2 separate regions of the Mus musculus genome follow, and region 1 is linked to region 2. The links are chromatin loops, found by intact Hi-C in ENCODE. Cell type or tissue: heart. All regions are shown on one strand.

What was found. Peaks named below come from ENCODE experiments on the same cell type or tissue, not always from the same donor. Only the 100,000 strongest peaks of a DNase experiment are listed, where the experiment ranks them.
Region 1: a loop joins it to region 2, with 5 times the contacts of the local background. A loop is called at or near these places in 11 of 42 quality-filtered maps.

What each region holds. Positions count from the first base shown.
Region 1 is chr17:3,444,788-3,452,787 of GRCm38, forward strand. Tiam2 (T cell lymphoma invasion and metastasis 2) reads left to right here. Exons shown (of 27, transcript NM_001122998.1): 10 at 3,591-3,749; 11 at 5,445-5,549; 12 at 5,992-6,070. Among named protein-coding and RNA genes, the nearest start is that of Gm52295, 40 kb to the left of the region's middle. In heart, CTCF peaks have their summits at 2,016 (motif pointing left), 4,141 (motif pointing right) and 6,424 (motif pointing right); a DNase peak (open chromatin) is centred at 6,454.
Region 2 is chr17:3,227,250-3,235,249 of GRCm38, forward strand. No RefSeq gene overlaps it. Among named protein-coding and RNA genes, the nearest start is that of Gm34035, 52 kb to the right of the region's middle. In heart, a CTCF peak has its summit at 3,072 (motif pointing right); a DNase peak (open chromatin) is centred at 3,202; H3K4me3 peaks cover 618 bases; H3K27ac peaks cover 443 bases.

The DNA.
Region 1 (8,000 bases), 220 kb after region 2:
GTGTGTTGAGTGTGTGTGTGTGTTGAATGTGTATATGTGTGTGTTGATGTGTGTGTGTGTGAGCGTGTGAGTGTGTTGAATGTGTATATGTGTGTGTTGAGTGTGAGTGTGTGTGTGTGAGCGTGTGAGTGTGTTGAATGTGTATATGTGTGTGTGTTGAGTGTGAGTGTGTGTGTGAGAGAGTGTGTGAGTGTGTTGAATGTGTATATGTGTGTGTGTTGCGTGTGTGTGTATTTAGTCTGGGGATTTTTCTCTTTTATGAAAAGGACACAGAAGAAGGTTTTGTCTAACTCTCAAAATTGAGGTGCGCATGGCTTCAGCTTAGATGCTGAATGAAGAAATCAAAGTAGCTTTCTCTCCAAAAGGGCAAAGCTTAAAATAACTTGGGAGATCTGTATTCATCAAGTAGACTTTTCCCCCCTGGTTCTAATTAATCCATTCCACATTCATTGACTTCATTGAATAGCCGGGTCTCTCCTTTTCTATAGTGAATAAATGTGTGTGCATGCTTGCACGGTACAGCAAAAAGCACATCTGATTTGTCATCATGGGAGGTCTCTGAAGAGGCTTTAAGTCACTGGTGGCCTTGGCTTTGATAGGCATCTTCTGTGAACAGTGGAGACGGAGGAAAGGAAGACTGGTCCGTGCAGGCGCAGGTTCACAGTCAGACTCAGTTGAGCATAGCAGGATCGTTCTATCATCCTTTCTTCCACCTCTCTGTCTACTTTCACACATCTCTTTTGTCTAAGCCTTGCCTTCCTTGAGCAATCTGCCATTTAGTCTTTCTGAAAGTTGGGCCTAGGAAGAAACTGACTCCAGAAAAGCAAATTCGAGCCAGATGCCTTGATCTTTTACCTTTGCTGAGTGTGACTCTTAGTAGCATCCGGCTCCTCAGTACCCAGGTGTATTGTGGGTGTGAGATACCTTCTTAAGGGTCAGAGGAGACTGATGAAGAAACAAAGACCTTATCGTCATGTCTCTCGCCACTTAAAGTGGGTGGACCCAAAGCTAACCCTTGTGTGAGCTGGATTCTGCTGGATTCTGTCAAGTACTGAGTTTGGTGGTGTCTCAGTTAGGGTTTTACTGCTGTGAACAGACACCATGACCAAGGCAAGTCTTATAAAAACACAACATTTACTTGGGGCTGGCTTACAGGCTCAGAGGTTCAGTCCATTATCATCAAGGTGGGAGCATGGCAGCATCCAAGCAGGCATGGTGCAGGCAGAGTTGAGTTCTGTGTCTTCATCCAAAGGCTGCTAGTGGACTTCCAGGCAACTAGGGTGAGGATCTTATGCCCACACCCACAGTGACACACCTACTCCAACCAGGCAACACCTCCAGATGGTGCCACTCCCTGGTCCAAAAATATACAAACCTTCACAGGTGGGTTCCCCTAACTAGTGATTCCAACACTAAGGCGGGGGCACAGAGTGACAGAGGAGAGCAATTGCTTTGCAATGAACAGATATGTAGAGGCAGGGGAGTGCCTTGCTTTTTATGGGAAATCCTCTTGAGATGGTTTGTCCAACTAGGGCATGGTTTGTGTAGTAGAATCAGGAAATGAATCTGGACCGTTAAGTCATGTTCACTGCGGAGGGAAGTTAATTGGCAGACTGCCATTTTCATGTGGTGTCAAAGTGGGGAGACCTGACTCATATCCAGACTTCGGGGGTCAGAGCCCTTCCATACCATAAGGATTAGTTGTGCACACTTAAAGTTCTTTAGAATTTCTGCACCCCCCATTTTTCTCACCTGGAAAGTAGAGGGTAATGGGGGTGTGTACCTGAATAGGCTCTGAGTAAATTTGTAGCCGGGTGGGAGTTTATTTTATGTGGAGAATCTCCCTCTGATGGACAGTCAGGGATAAGAACAGGCAGGAAGCCATGGTGCAGCATGGATTTGAATTTCCTGAGTCCCTGCCCAACTTGCTCTCTTGAAGGACAGTAGGAAGTTGCAGTGATGTGGTTTAAGTTCCTTTCTGTGGCCTTCCTTTTGATGTTCCTTACTCTATAGTGACCTCTGCTGGGCTTTCCATTTGTTTTTGTTTTCAATATGCATTAAGAGGGGAGCCTTAAGCAGCTTAATTAGGCCAGTGCCCGCTTTTACTTGGTGCCTGGATCGAACCACTGCCAAAGTGATCCAAGTGCCCAGGAGAAGCGAGCCAGAGAAAGCCCTTACTCATGTGACAGGCCCACTTAGGAGAGAGTATCCCAGCCTGGTGTCCTAGGCTCAGGGCATCTGCCCCTGTCTCTTCCTCTCTTCCTCAGTGAGGGGAGGTCGGTTCTGGCTGTGCACATCTTTTTGGGAAAATATTCTGATCTTGACAGGTCCACGACAGGTCCAGTGATGACTTCAGACCTGAGCACCACATTTCCAAAGACAGGGACCCTTCCCTTCTCTGCCCAGGCCTGTTCTTCGGAATGGCTTTATCACATCAAGTTTGGCTTTGCACAGTTTACTTTGTGCTTAAAGATCAAGAAATGCATGGAGTTGACAGGGAGTTGACCCATCAGAGTGCTTGCTTTGAGGAGTGAGTTGCTTGTAGCACTGTGAGAGCACTGAATCTACAAATCTACACAGCTGCCATGCTTTCGAGCCTATAAGACGTCTCTTAATTGTGGGTGACTCCTTTGCTCATAAAAGCTCGTCTTGTTAATTAAGAAATATCGGTAATGAGAACAATGCTTCCTTTTGCAAAGTGGTAAACTGAGGCTAAGCAAGTTGAAAACAAAAGTCTGTTTGTTTTGAGACAGGATCTCACTATGTAGATGGCTGGTCTGGAACTTACTTTGTAGATGAGGCTCAAAATGAGTTCTGGCTTCAAACTCTGAGATCTCCGTATCTCTGCTGGGATTAAGGGAATACACCAACACATCTACCTAAATTAAACACTTTCCCCTGGGCTGCTAGTGTCTAGTTAAGTAGCAGCTTTGGAGTTAGGGTCACCATAGTGTTCCCGGAAGGATCTAACTCAAAGAAATGTTTGAGATGCTTAGTATAGGAGCAGATTGACACAAAGTGACTGGCTTCAGTGGTGAGGTTTACAGAAGTGTTTTGAAAAATCTCCTGAAGGTGGTACTCTTGGGGATGATTTCCTGACAGAGCGGCCATGTCTGACATACCTGAAAGATGGAGAAAGGATGTCCTCTTTACTAGAAGTTACATTCAAAAAGTTTAATTAGGAGGAGAGAGAATCGTCACACTTATGGAGAATTCAGTTTAGAGCTAATCTAGGGCACAGACAGACATCCACTTACTCTGGATGAGACAGACCCTTTGGAAGCCGGAAAGGGACTAAGGATTCAATGTACATTTCCCATTTCTCCATCAGGACTCTAGCAGTGAGATTGAGCTGATCTGAGTTGACCCCATTGCAGAGTAGAAGTCGTCTCCATCCCTGGGTTTGAGCTCCATCTGTGTAGAGTCTGAAGAGCCAAGGACTGGCAGATCTGCCCCTGAATAGTGTGTAGGACCAGTGTGGGATGTGTGCAAAACTTATAGTACAAACTGCTTGTATTAAGGGAGCATTTGCCGCCCCCCTCTGGTTTCTACTTTTGCTTATCCAACCTTTATTTTCTCACTGCACACAGGCCCATGACCTGCATCTGTATGGCTCCGCAGTAGACAGCGCGCTGCGAGACAGCATGTGGGAAGTCCAGACTTATGTCCACTTCCAGGATAACGAAGGAGTTACTGTGACCATCAAGCCAGAGCACAGGGTGGAAGATGTTCTGGCTTTGGTGTGCAAGGTGATGAATTTTGCTGTAGAAATACTTCCGAGTAGAGAGGGTTTGTTAATGGTGTATTCCTCTGCATTTGGTTTTGTGGGGGGTGTTCAAGACTCAACTTTCTACGCAGGGGAACATACTAACATTTTCTAGCTAGTATGTTAATTCTCCACCCTTCAGAGGAATGAGTCCTCAGGTCATGGTCCCACACTTCCATGAAGCCACATCGACTTAGAATCTGCATCTAGAGTCATTGTGACACCTGTTGCTGTTCACATTACATAGAGATGGCGTATCTTGGTGTGCTATTCAGTCCATAATTCATTACCACTCACAGTTGCTTTATGGACTTTATTCCCAGTCTAAAGAGGAACTATAGCATAAATCTATTCAGCACCGGCATGCCTAGCACTTTCAGACCACCAGGTGGCAGACAAGAGCTGGGAAATTTAAATACACTGGACTAGAGTCTGCTGACTTTCATGGTAGAATATTTTAACTCTTTTGTGCTTGGCCTTGAGGCTTTAGTTTGTATGTCTAATTGTGGTTATAAAGTTAACTGCATCCCCCAAGCTCAGTGTGTAAGCCTTTTATTTAGAAAAGCCTTTTATTCAGGTGATAAAAACTGTGATTAGCTTTCTGGGTGTTAAAAGGTGTGAGAGGTCACTAAATTCTGTTTGGAGCACAGGCTTCAGAGAAATGCTTTTCTGCTGAAAGTGTGGGGAAGAAAGAAAAGATACAAGTGAGGGAAAGAGGAGGTACACACACACTTAAATACACACATACACACACTCACACACATATACATACATATATATCACACATAAATATACATATACACACACATACACACATATATACATATACACATACTCACATACACATACATACACACACATATATACATATCCACACACATATATACATATACACATACTCACATACACATACATACACACATATATACATATACACATACTCACATACACATACATACACACACATATATACATATACACATACTCACATACACATACTCACATACACATACATACACACACATATATACATATACACACATATATACATATACACATACTCACATACACATACTCACATACACATACATACACACACATATATACATATACACACACATATATACATATACACATACTCACATACACATACATACACACATATATACATATACCCACAAACATACACATACATACACAAACACATACACACATAAACACACACACAGGGCAGGGGTGGGGGCTAGAGGGGGTTAGAATATATCTGCATTTAAACATTTTCCCTTTGAAAATACTTTGAAGTATGAAATTCTGAAGTCTGTATAACTTAAAATCTCTCTACTTTCCTAATGACAAACAACTTAAAGTTAGCAACCAGCACATGGCAGAGAGCTGTCTGTCTGAAGGGAGACGGTTGTGTAATAAAAGGTATCACTTGCTAGCAATGAGCCTTATACTTTGTGATGATAGCATTTAGAGGAGACCTTAAACAACGAATTTTGACCCTTGCTTTTCTTGTTTGTACATTTAAATTTCAGGTTTTCTGTAGTTCTGGACTGAGAAAATTATATGCAGTTATTTTGGGGGATTTTGATAGTGATCTGTCACAAGCCTCCTGAATGCTGATGCTTTTAGGATGGGCAGTTAGACTCTGAGTAACCAATCATTTTCTTTGTAGATGAGACAGTTGGAACCCACTCACTATGGTCTTCAGCTCCGAAAGGTGGTCGATAAAAGTGTGGAGTGGTGTGTGCCCGCGCTGTATGAATACATGCAAGAGCAGGCAAGTGGACCTGGAGGTTGAGAGGGGCTGTCCGACCACACCCATGCCCAACCTCACGTAGCCTAGGCTGGCCTTGAACTCTGTGTATCTGAGAATGACCTTCAGATTCTGTTCTGACCTTCCTGCTTCCATATCCCGTGTGTGTGGAATACAAGTGTGCGCCACCACCCCTAGTCTATGTGATGTTGGGGGTCAGACCCAGGGCCACACACGCTAAGTGAACACTCCACAAGCTCAGCCCTCTCCCCAGGCCTCCGCATGGCCTCTTAATTTGGGGGACTGTAATTTGGGGGCAAACTGTTCAAGTTTGGCATTTGATTTGTAACCAACCCTCATGTAAACAGTACTGTAAGTTTCCTGAGCGAAAGTGGGCCAACTTAATTCCACAAGGTGGTGTAGTGTTAGCCCCTGATTCTCCTGCTTTCTCTTTCTCCTTTCTTAGGTTTATGATGAAATCGAAGTTTTCCCACTCAGTGTGTATGACGTGCAGCTAACCAAGACTGGGGACATGACTGACTTTGGTGAGTGTCAGGAGCCCTCTCTTGTCCCCGGGAGACTGATGATCACCTTGCCCTTGGTCCCTCTCTCTCTTTTTTCATTATTATTTATTTTATTTGAATGGCCTGGTATGTATCAATACTGGGAGAGATGGTAAGGTAATTTCAGGAAATAACATAAGAGTTGGTAAGGCATGTGACATACTGGGGACAGTGCTAACAATAAATGGACTCTACCTGGTGCTACTCTTGGGTTCACCCAGGAGGCAAGGCTTCTTTGATCCAATTGTTGATTGCGATGTAAACACATGCGAATGTGCCACTTGTGCAGTGCCCAAGGAGGCCAGAAGAGGGAGCCTGATCATCTGGGGCTGGAGTTACAAGGTGTGCCACTTGTGCAGTGCCCAAGGAGGCCAGAAGAGGGAGTCTGATCATCTGGGGCTGGAGTTACAAGATGTGCCATTTGTGCAGTGCCCAAGGAGGCCAGAAGAGGGAGTCTGATCATCTGGGGCTGGAGTTACAAGGTGTTGTGAGCTGCTCAATTTGCATGCTGGGAACAGAATGTGGGTCATCTGGTGATCTTAACCAGCTAGTGATCATCTTAACCACTAAGCCATCTCTCCAGCCTCAAGAGGCTTCTTTTTTATGTCTAAAGTCTTACCAACTGGAATGCTGTCCTTTCCCAGGCCTTTCTCCCAGGATAGGAATCTTACCCGCCCTTTAAGATCACATGGACAGTCTAACTGGAATAAGCCTGATCTTTTGGCTCTATCTCCCTCTGACCTGAGTTTAGCGATTATAGGTCAACATAGGTGTTTAACTCTTATTTCCCTTGTCTTTATTGAATCTCCGCTCGAAGGTCTTTGTAGACTTGGCTCATGTCTTGCTGAGCACTGCAGTCTTCCTTTACCACTAGAACTCAGTAATTAGAGAAGGCTGATGAATACTTCCACAGAAAGGCTGGGTTTTGTTTCTTGTTTTTGTCATGTTACAAATGTCACAACATGGATTTTTGCTTCAAAATATTTCAAGTTGATAATATGCTCAAACTATGGTATGTTAAAATTTTATTCTCTGGACCCCTTTGTTGATCACACGATCAGGTTTGTTGGTTGATTTTGAGTCTTACCTTACTGGCCTGGTATCCCAGGATATCCTCAAATCTTGTTGTGATCCTCCTGCCTCAGCCTCCCAAACGCTAAGTTTAAGTGAGAATCCCCATGTCAGCTGTAGGTTGGCTTCATGTGGAAACCCTCCTTAGCCTTTCATCTGCTCCCACGCTACCACGAATGAGTCTTCTTCCCATCTGAGCGAATGAATATAGGCAGAGGTTCTTTTGTCGTGGTTGGCCAGGTGCTGCTTAAGGTTTAGAGAAGACATGGGAAAGAGGACATTTTCCCTGTTCTCTGGGGACTGATGGCATTGGGGAACCCGGATGGATAAGTATAGTCCTCACCATGGCAGTGTTCGAGGGAACATATGGTCTGAGCAGGACAGGTACTGGGTCTTGCATCTCAGACCTATATAAAGCACTGGACCCATTCAGGAGGATTTTCTCCTGTCATTGTGTGTGTGCATCTGTGCATATTTGTGTGAGTGTGTGTGTTTCTACATTTCTGACCTGCAATCCTCTAAGTCTTGATCAGGCTCAATCTCCTGTAGGACTGCTCATAGACTAGTGCTTGCCATGCATCTGGCTTTTTACACGGACTCCGGGGATTCGAACTCTGATCCTTATGCTTCTGCAGTGCACACTGTGTCTACTGAGCCCCTGCCTTTAACCATCTCAAAACACCTCACTCTGCTTCAGTAAGAGTATCTTTCAGCCTTATCTTAAGAAATAAAGCATCATTTTAGCCGTGGTGAGACAGAAGTAAATTATCCACACCCTTAATCTGTGGCAACAAAGCGTCTTCCTGTCCATCTGTGAATCACTCTCACTTCTCACTTGGCA
Region 2 (8,000 bases):
TGCCTGCCTGGTGTACTTGCCATGAACACACATCTGGAGCCCACAGTAGGACATCAGGTGCCTTCCTCTGAGGCTGTCCACCTTTTTACTTTGAGACAGGTTGCTTTACCTTTTCAGCTACAGCGTCTAGCCAGCAAGTTCTCTAGACCCCCCTGTTTCCCTATACTCTGGAGTCACAGGCAAGTATAGCCCAGGATGTTTTTTGTTTTGGGGGGGTTTGTTTGTTTGTTTGTTTGTTTTTATGTAGTTGCTTAGGATTTGAACTCCCACCGTTATCCTTGCAGAGCAAGCTGTCTTGTCCACTGAGCTACCCCCATAGCCCTCAGAATGTGTTGTGCCATTTGTCTCACTAGATGCTCGTTGTATACCATGCAAGCAGTGCCATAAGCTCTGAGTTATTAGCCAGCCCGCCAGCCTCATGCTCGTTGCAGGGACTGCACACATCTCTCTGGATGCTCCCACCACACACCACGCATGCGGTCGCTTTGTGAAATCCCACTCCCTGGTTAGCCAAAATCCCACTGACCAGATGTCCTGGGGATTGTTTCAGTCCCTGCCTCTTTTTCTCTCAGGGTTTAGCCCGAGCTTTAAACAATGTTACCATATTCCTGGATGTCTTTTGTGGTGTGGCAAAGGTATCAGAATTTATGTGGGAGTTTTTCACTCAAAGCCCAGAACTTGTTCCAAAGGTTGGAGTTGACTTTGTTGAAAGTTGCTCTGCCGGTGTTGGATGTTGGCTTGAGTTGACTATGTGGAAAGTCACTGTGTATATATGGAGGGCACAGATCTGTGAGCTCAGAGTAGGGTCAGAGGCTGGGAGGCAGATCCCCTGCAGCAAGCCTTCCGCCTTCACCTCCCCAGAGCTGAGATTAGTGAGGTGAAGCCCTCTGTAATGGTTCTGGGACTCACCTCCAGGGTATCACACACGTTAAACCAGCCAAGTCCCTGTATGGCTGGTTTTGTGTCAACTTGACACAGCTGGAGTCATCACAGAGAAAGGAGCTGCAGTTGGGGCAATGCCTCCACGAGATCCAGCTGTGGGGCATTTTCTCAATTAGTGATCAAGGCAGAGGTCCCCTTGTGGGTGGTGCCATCTCTGGGCTGGTAGTCTTGGGTTCTATAAGAGAGCAGGCTGAGCAAGCCAGGGGAAGCAAGCCAGTAAAGAACATCTCTCCATGGCCTCTGCATCAGCTCCTGCTTCCTGACATGCTTGAGTTCCAGTCCTGACTTCCTTTGGTGATGAACAGCAGTGTGGAAGTGTAAGCTGAATAAACCCTTTCCTCCCCACCTTGCTTCTTGGTCATAATGTTTGTGCAGAAATAGAAACCCTGACTAAGACAGTCCCCATTCCCCCATTAACTGCTTTAGTTGTTGAGACATCTCCCCCGCTAATGGAGCATAGTCTTCATAGCACTAATCTGTGCAGCGGTTTCTTCAGCTGTGTTGCCACCCTGGACTCCCCGCCATCCAGTGCTGTAATCAGATCCACTGGCGTGACGGGCTCTTTCTGTTTCCCCTGACATTCGTTCTGTCCTGACTCAATCCTAGACGTGTCCTGAAGACACTGGTTAACTAATTGGAATTGTTTGTATTCCTGATAATGGCAGTTTTAATTCCTGATATGACCTAGAAGCATAATTTCCTGTCTTGCCCAGTGCTTCTCAATCCTCTTAACTCTATGACCCTTTACTGCAGTCCCTCATGCTGCAGTGACAGTAAGCCATACAATCATTCCATTGCTGTTTCATAACTGTAATTTTGCTACTGTTATGAGTCACTGTGTTTTCCAGTGGTCTTAAGTGGCCCTTGGGAAAGGGTCTCAGATCAGTAAAGGGCTGGAGACTCACAGGTTGAGAACCGCTGGTCTGAGAGGAGAGGAGAGTGGTGCTTCAGAGGCAGACAGTATTGCCTGAGGGAGGTAGAACACTGAAACCTTACATTATTGATGAAAAACTTTGTGTTTTAAGGAAGAGTTTTTAAAATGTTCTGCTGCTGGCTCCTTGGATCAAGGATGGCATTTGATTTGCCCTTGGGTCTCTGGTCCTATCTTGTAAATACAGCAGCAAGTATGAGCATAGTAGCAAGTAGGAATAACAAAAAGCTGATGTATTTACCAAGTTAAGTAAGGATGCCTTCATTTCCCTAGTCCTCTCCGTAAGCTCTGTGCCGAGGCTGTGTGTCTTTTCTGATACTTTTGGAAGTGAGTCTAGTCTCTAACGGTTGAGCCTTCTCTCCAGTCCAAGTGATTTCTGTGGAGAGGTGGACTCACTAGCCTGCAGTAATTTTTATCATGTGTGATAAAAAAAAAAAAGCAAAAACAAAACAAAACAAAAAGCAGGGAGGATTAAAAGAAGCTGTTATTTCCCTGGTGTCAGGACGGACTTTTAATATACATCACTGAACGGTGTCACTCTGAATTCTATACTACTTCATTCTCTGCAGTAGAAACTTAGAAAAACAAAGTTATTAAGGAAATTATTTCAGCCTGTGAGATTTAGGAATACCTTCATTGGTTCTTGTACACTTGTACACCGGCTCGCACACCCAGCTTCTGTCTCTGGTCCACATGTGTTCCCATGGTTACATGGTGGAGCTTCAGGGCCCTTGGGGTGAGGTATGTCTTTTGACATTATTTTAATGTCCAGGTTAACTTTAATTATCCAAGTTACTATATATATAAACTTGAAAATGTCTACAGTTTATGTCTGGCAACTGTTAGGAGTTAAAGGGAAAGTCCAAAGCTTTAACCATTGGTTTGAAAACAGGAAAACAAGTGTTCACAAGAAAGTGGGCTACCTAAGACTTAGCCCTGGGGAGTTTCAACACATATTGATGTACTCTTTCGTTCCATGGTTGGTGCCTGTGGAAACCAGTTATGCTGGAGACACCTCAAAAATATTTCAATAGCTGCTTCAATAACTAAGGCAGTGTTCTTTCTGTATTGCATGCAGGATAAACTTCTAAGCTGAAGCGCTCACTGTACTATTCTTTCTGTTGTGTGCTCAAATGCATGTGGCCGACTTGGCACACGCATTTAGGGGAGAAAAATCACATCAGCACTCTGTGTCTCTACCAGTAGAGGTCACTGTGCCCCCATGGAAGGCAACCAGGGCTGCCATGGTGCCTTCTAGAGCCAGTTAGTTATCACTGCTATTTCTGAGTGCTTACCCCTCCCACTCCGCACAGTCACCCTTAAATGCAGCCCCTTGCCTGCAGATAAAGCTCTGTGGTATCATTGATCTTCCCATAAGAGACGTGGGCAAGTCAGCTGATCCCACACGCATGCGTGCTGAGTTGGAAGTGGCTGGCTGCCTCCTCGCAGTCACGTGCTTGTTATTCCTGTCTTGTTAGTCTCTGAGGTGTCTTGTCTGCTGGGAGAGTCCCTTCCTCTAAGGTTCTCTGCGTTTGCTGGTATGAATGTTTAAGAACAAACCACAGTTCTGTTGTGAATACAATTGAGATGTGTCCCTTAGCAGATAGCCACTTTATCTAAGTCTCGGGCTAGCCTGGTGGTCTTGGCAAAAGGAGCGCAGTGGAAGCCACAAGCCTGGGAGTTAGCAGGTGCTACCGCAAGCAGTGGCTCGGAGCACTCCTGCAGGACACACTGATGCTCTCAGGTCCTTCCGGCGCTACCATCTTCACCTGGGTGACGACTGAGACCCGATATGCCCTTCTTGATTCTGGTACCCTATAGATGCATCAGTTTGATAGCACTAGCCTCCTGGTGTGCCCACCAAAGTAGCACCCAGAAAGCCTGAAGCCCAGTAAGTACCCTGGGATGCACGGAACACCCAGGCTGCGGGTTCCGTCAACTTTCTAAGTAATCTCCAAGCAGAGCAGGGCATAATAATTCTTACACCCTAGGGATCAAAAGAGCTTATTATGCGTCCTCTCTAATTAACCCATAGGTTCTGTATCAAGGAACAAGACAGGTATATGACCACTAATTACTTAAGTTTTCTTTTTCCTTTTTTTTTCTTTGAAGTTGTTCCTGTGCTCATTCAGTGAGCTTCCCTCGCTGGTCCAATATTCTCTTCTGGAGTAATCACCTGCAGCTACCCTTCTTAGTGAGTTGTGTTGATGTGTTACTATTTATTTATTCTGTATTCAAGGGTGGTGAATTTTATATATATATATTTCATGGTAATATTTCAATATACTGGTGAATTTTTTTATGTTAGAAATCTGCCTTGTCGATTATAAGGAAATGGTGTTCAACTCAAGAATTCAGAGCAATAATGGTTCCATTTGTATAGAACAGAAATCTGACCACCAAAGTCTCTGTGATTAAAGGTTCCGATACACCAGTTCTGGGGGAGGGAGCCCAATGTGTGCCACAGGAGCATCTTGAAACTTTTTTTTTTTAAATATCTTAATTACATGTATCCATGTGAGGGCTCACACATACCAGGACATGCATCTGGAGTTTGAAGACAGCCTGAAGGAATCAGGTTCTTTGTGTTCGATGGATCCCAAAGATGACTCATGTTGCTAGGCTTGGTGGAAAGTTCTCTTACCTGCTAAGCCATCTTTTATAGTCTGCATTTGGTCTTGAGGAGTGGGACTTGGTTGTAAATTTTTAAAATGTATTTTTAAAGCCCATGCTCCGATTTGTTTGTAGGAATGGCCTATAGGTAGGTGAGGTAAACCAGTTGTCCCGAGGCGTGTCATACCCAAATCGCTACAGTCTGTTGCTGGATGCGTGAGCTAGGAGGGCTTCTTTAGGGATGGTACAGATTGCTTAGAGGAGACAGAAGTGCACAAACTGCAGTACCTCCTCCATTAACAAAAGAGCCTGATATTTCAAAGACAAGGCCTTAAAAGTTGTGTCCATGAGCTATTTCCTGAGAGACCGTACTGTATTAACAGTTGAGATTCAGAGAGCCAGGCTGAATCCATTGACTCAGATGGTCCAGGGATTGGGGGACAGCAAGGACTTTACTGGAATATGTTATTATCTCAGAAGTTACATGACAGGGGGTGGGGGGGATGTGAGAGGGGCAAAACGAATAATTGACTTTATGTATTCTTTGCATTTTATAAGTTGAGTACGTAACACTATTGTAGATGAAATACTAGTTTCCCTGATTATTTTAATTTTGATTATTTTAATTTTTCTGCTTGATGTTGTGTTGAGGTTTTGGTTTTTTTGTTTGTTTGTTTTGTTTTTTATCAATATGTCTATTACAGAAGCTCAGGGAGTTGCCTTGAGCAATATTTAGATACATTTCAGTAATTCTGAAATTGGTATTTGTGATTTTTTAAATATTGAGATTTATTGAAATTTTATTTCTAAAACTTCAACCTCACAGTGCTTTTTATTAGATATTAATGAAAGCATTTGAAGGAAGAAGTTATTTCTTAAATTTATGCCATCATTTTTTCCCTGGTATGTGGAAGCTCTAGCTTAAAAATGTATCTATTAATTTACTAAACTTTCAATTTGATTATAGCTTGAGATTATTTTCCCAACAGTTAGTTCATTCATCTAGGCATTCATTTCAACAGCTACATGAGGACCAGGCACATGTGGAAATAAAACAGATCTTTGCTCTCGAGCAGTTTCTGGGGCAGTTCCAAGACAATCCTGTAGCCAGACAACGGATGGGATGAAGCAGTGTGCTTCGGGGACACCCAGGACTAACCAGCCATGGCACAGGCTGACTTGGGCAAAGGGGAGGATGCAAAGGGTCTTGTGGCTTGCCAGAGGTCAGGTGTATCTGCAGTGTCACCGGAAGGACTCACAGTTAAGCCAGTGAAACCCGGGGCACAGGCATCCTCACTTCCTTACCAGTACAAGTAATGCGACACAGGAGTCATAAGCGAGGTGGCATCTGCTGCGGGTCCTAGACCCTCCCCCCAGCTTGATGAGAAGGGCTTGTGAAGGAAGCATTATTATTCCACCTTACCTTTCTGTGCTTCGTGTTCAGACGGCACACCTGCACACATCTGCTCTGCATATAAAATTCTGACTACAATATTTCTCAAGCTTTGGTCATTTTAAATATTTGTTAGAAGCCAGGCATGGTGGCACATGCGCCTTTAATCCCAGCACTCAGGAGGCAGAGGCAGGCGAATTTCTGAGTTCGAGGCCAGCCTGGTCTACAAAGTGAGTTCCAGGACAGCCAGGGCTATACAGAGAAACCCTGCCTCGAAAAACCAAAAAAAAAAAAAAAAAGTTAGATATTAACTAGGCACAACAATGGGTTTTACTATGATGTTTTTGTGCATTTACATCAAATTCACCTGTTACCCACTTTTGTCCTTGTCGCCCCTCCTCTGGTTAATATCCTTCCGGTTACCAGCTAACCTTCCAACTGCTTCATGTCTTCTGTCAGCTGTCCCCTGTCCCCTTTGTGACTTCAGTGAGTTCTGTTAGGGTTGTTTACAAGGTAAGGGAAAGGCCATCTACCTTTGGAGAGGAGCTCTCTGCCTCTGGTGGAATAGCCGGTCATTGCACAGGAGCTGTGTGCAGCTGGTTCCAGAATGTGAGAGAGCACCCAGAATACGGACATGGGACACTCTGGATCTGCCATTTTTGCATTGCTAGATTTTGAAAAGAAGGAGGATTAAAGGTCGTAGATTCCAGGAGAACCAGTCCACAGTCGCAGTGGGTGTTCATTTTCAAGCGTCTTACAAAGCAGCGGGAAGCTGGAATCGGAGAAATATCCCCAGTGAAAGCCATCCCCTTTTTAAAAAACACCAGACCTTCAGGAAAGCACACGTTACCAAACATTTGTTCGGCATCTGTGTCAGATGTGGGTAGGATACATGCCACAGAAGACCAGGCCTCTGCCATCTTGTACTCATTGTTGAAAACTGGGAGTGTGGGGACACAAAGCCATCCATACAGCAACCCAGCTGCAAGAACAAGATGCCTACTTGGAAGTTTATTGGAGAGGTGGAAGCCGCAGCTGTGTCTCCATAGAGTAGAACAAGGAGGCAGCTTTGTGTAGAGAAAAGCCACTACTGTCCTCAAAGGCCTGGCACTGGTGAGCGAGTCACCAGGAGGTGGGTGAGCCTAAACCGCTCTTCCTGAGGCAGGGTAGCCTTGATGTGATTGATGCCTGATGCGGTAAGGCTTATACCTGTGCCTAACAGGCAGGTTTCAGCCACAGGCACTCACAGTCTCCATGGAGCCCTGACTGTCCTTCAGTGTGGCAGAGCTTGTCGAGCTGAGGGCCCCCATCCTGATACCACGCTGTGTTCCTAACATCCGCTCTATGGGATTTGGATCAAAGGGGCTTGCATTTGACACCATGACAGAACTTACTAGACTGTCCCATCTGCTTTAAATCTTTTAAAATTTACAATTTCATCTTTTAAGGGTATTTGTTTTCCTTGTGTCCATGTCTGTGCATCAAGTGTGGGCAGTGCCTGCAGAGGCCCAAGGAAGGCATTGGAGCCCCGGGAATTGGCTACATGTAGTCGTGAGCAGCCATGTGGCTGCTGGAAATGGAACCCAGTGCCTCTGCAAGAGCAATCGGTGCTCTGTACCATGGAGCGGCTCCCCAGGTCTATGAATTATCTCATTCTGCTTCATCATCACAGATAGGAATTTTTCTTCATAGTCATTAGTTGTAAGTTTATATGTCTGTCAGTTTTATTTTTTGGCCTACAAGTGGACTTGTTTGTTTGCAGTTTTGAAAATATCTGTTATTTGTGTGTCTGTGTGTCTGTGTGTGTCTATGTGTGCACACGTGCGCATGCACCTTTATGTGTAACTGTGAGCGTAGACATGCCATGAGACATGTGTTGGCCTGGTTCTCTCCTTCATTCTTGTGCATGCAGGGTCTCTCAGTGTTTCTGTTGCATTGCACAGTCTAGGTGGGCTGGCCAGGAGCCATCCATGGCACCTCCCGTGCCACTGTGGTAGTGCTGGAATTGCCGGGATTGCAAGTGAGCGCACTGCAGTCCCCAGCCTGCAGACAGACACTTTATCTTACTAATTAAAATCCTGTACACTACGATCCCTTCTGAGACGTGTAGATCGCTTCCAA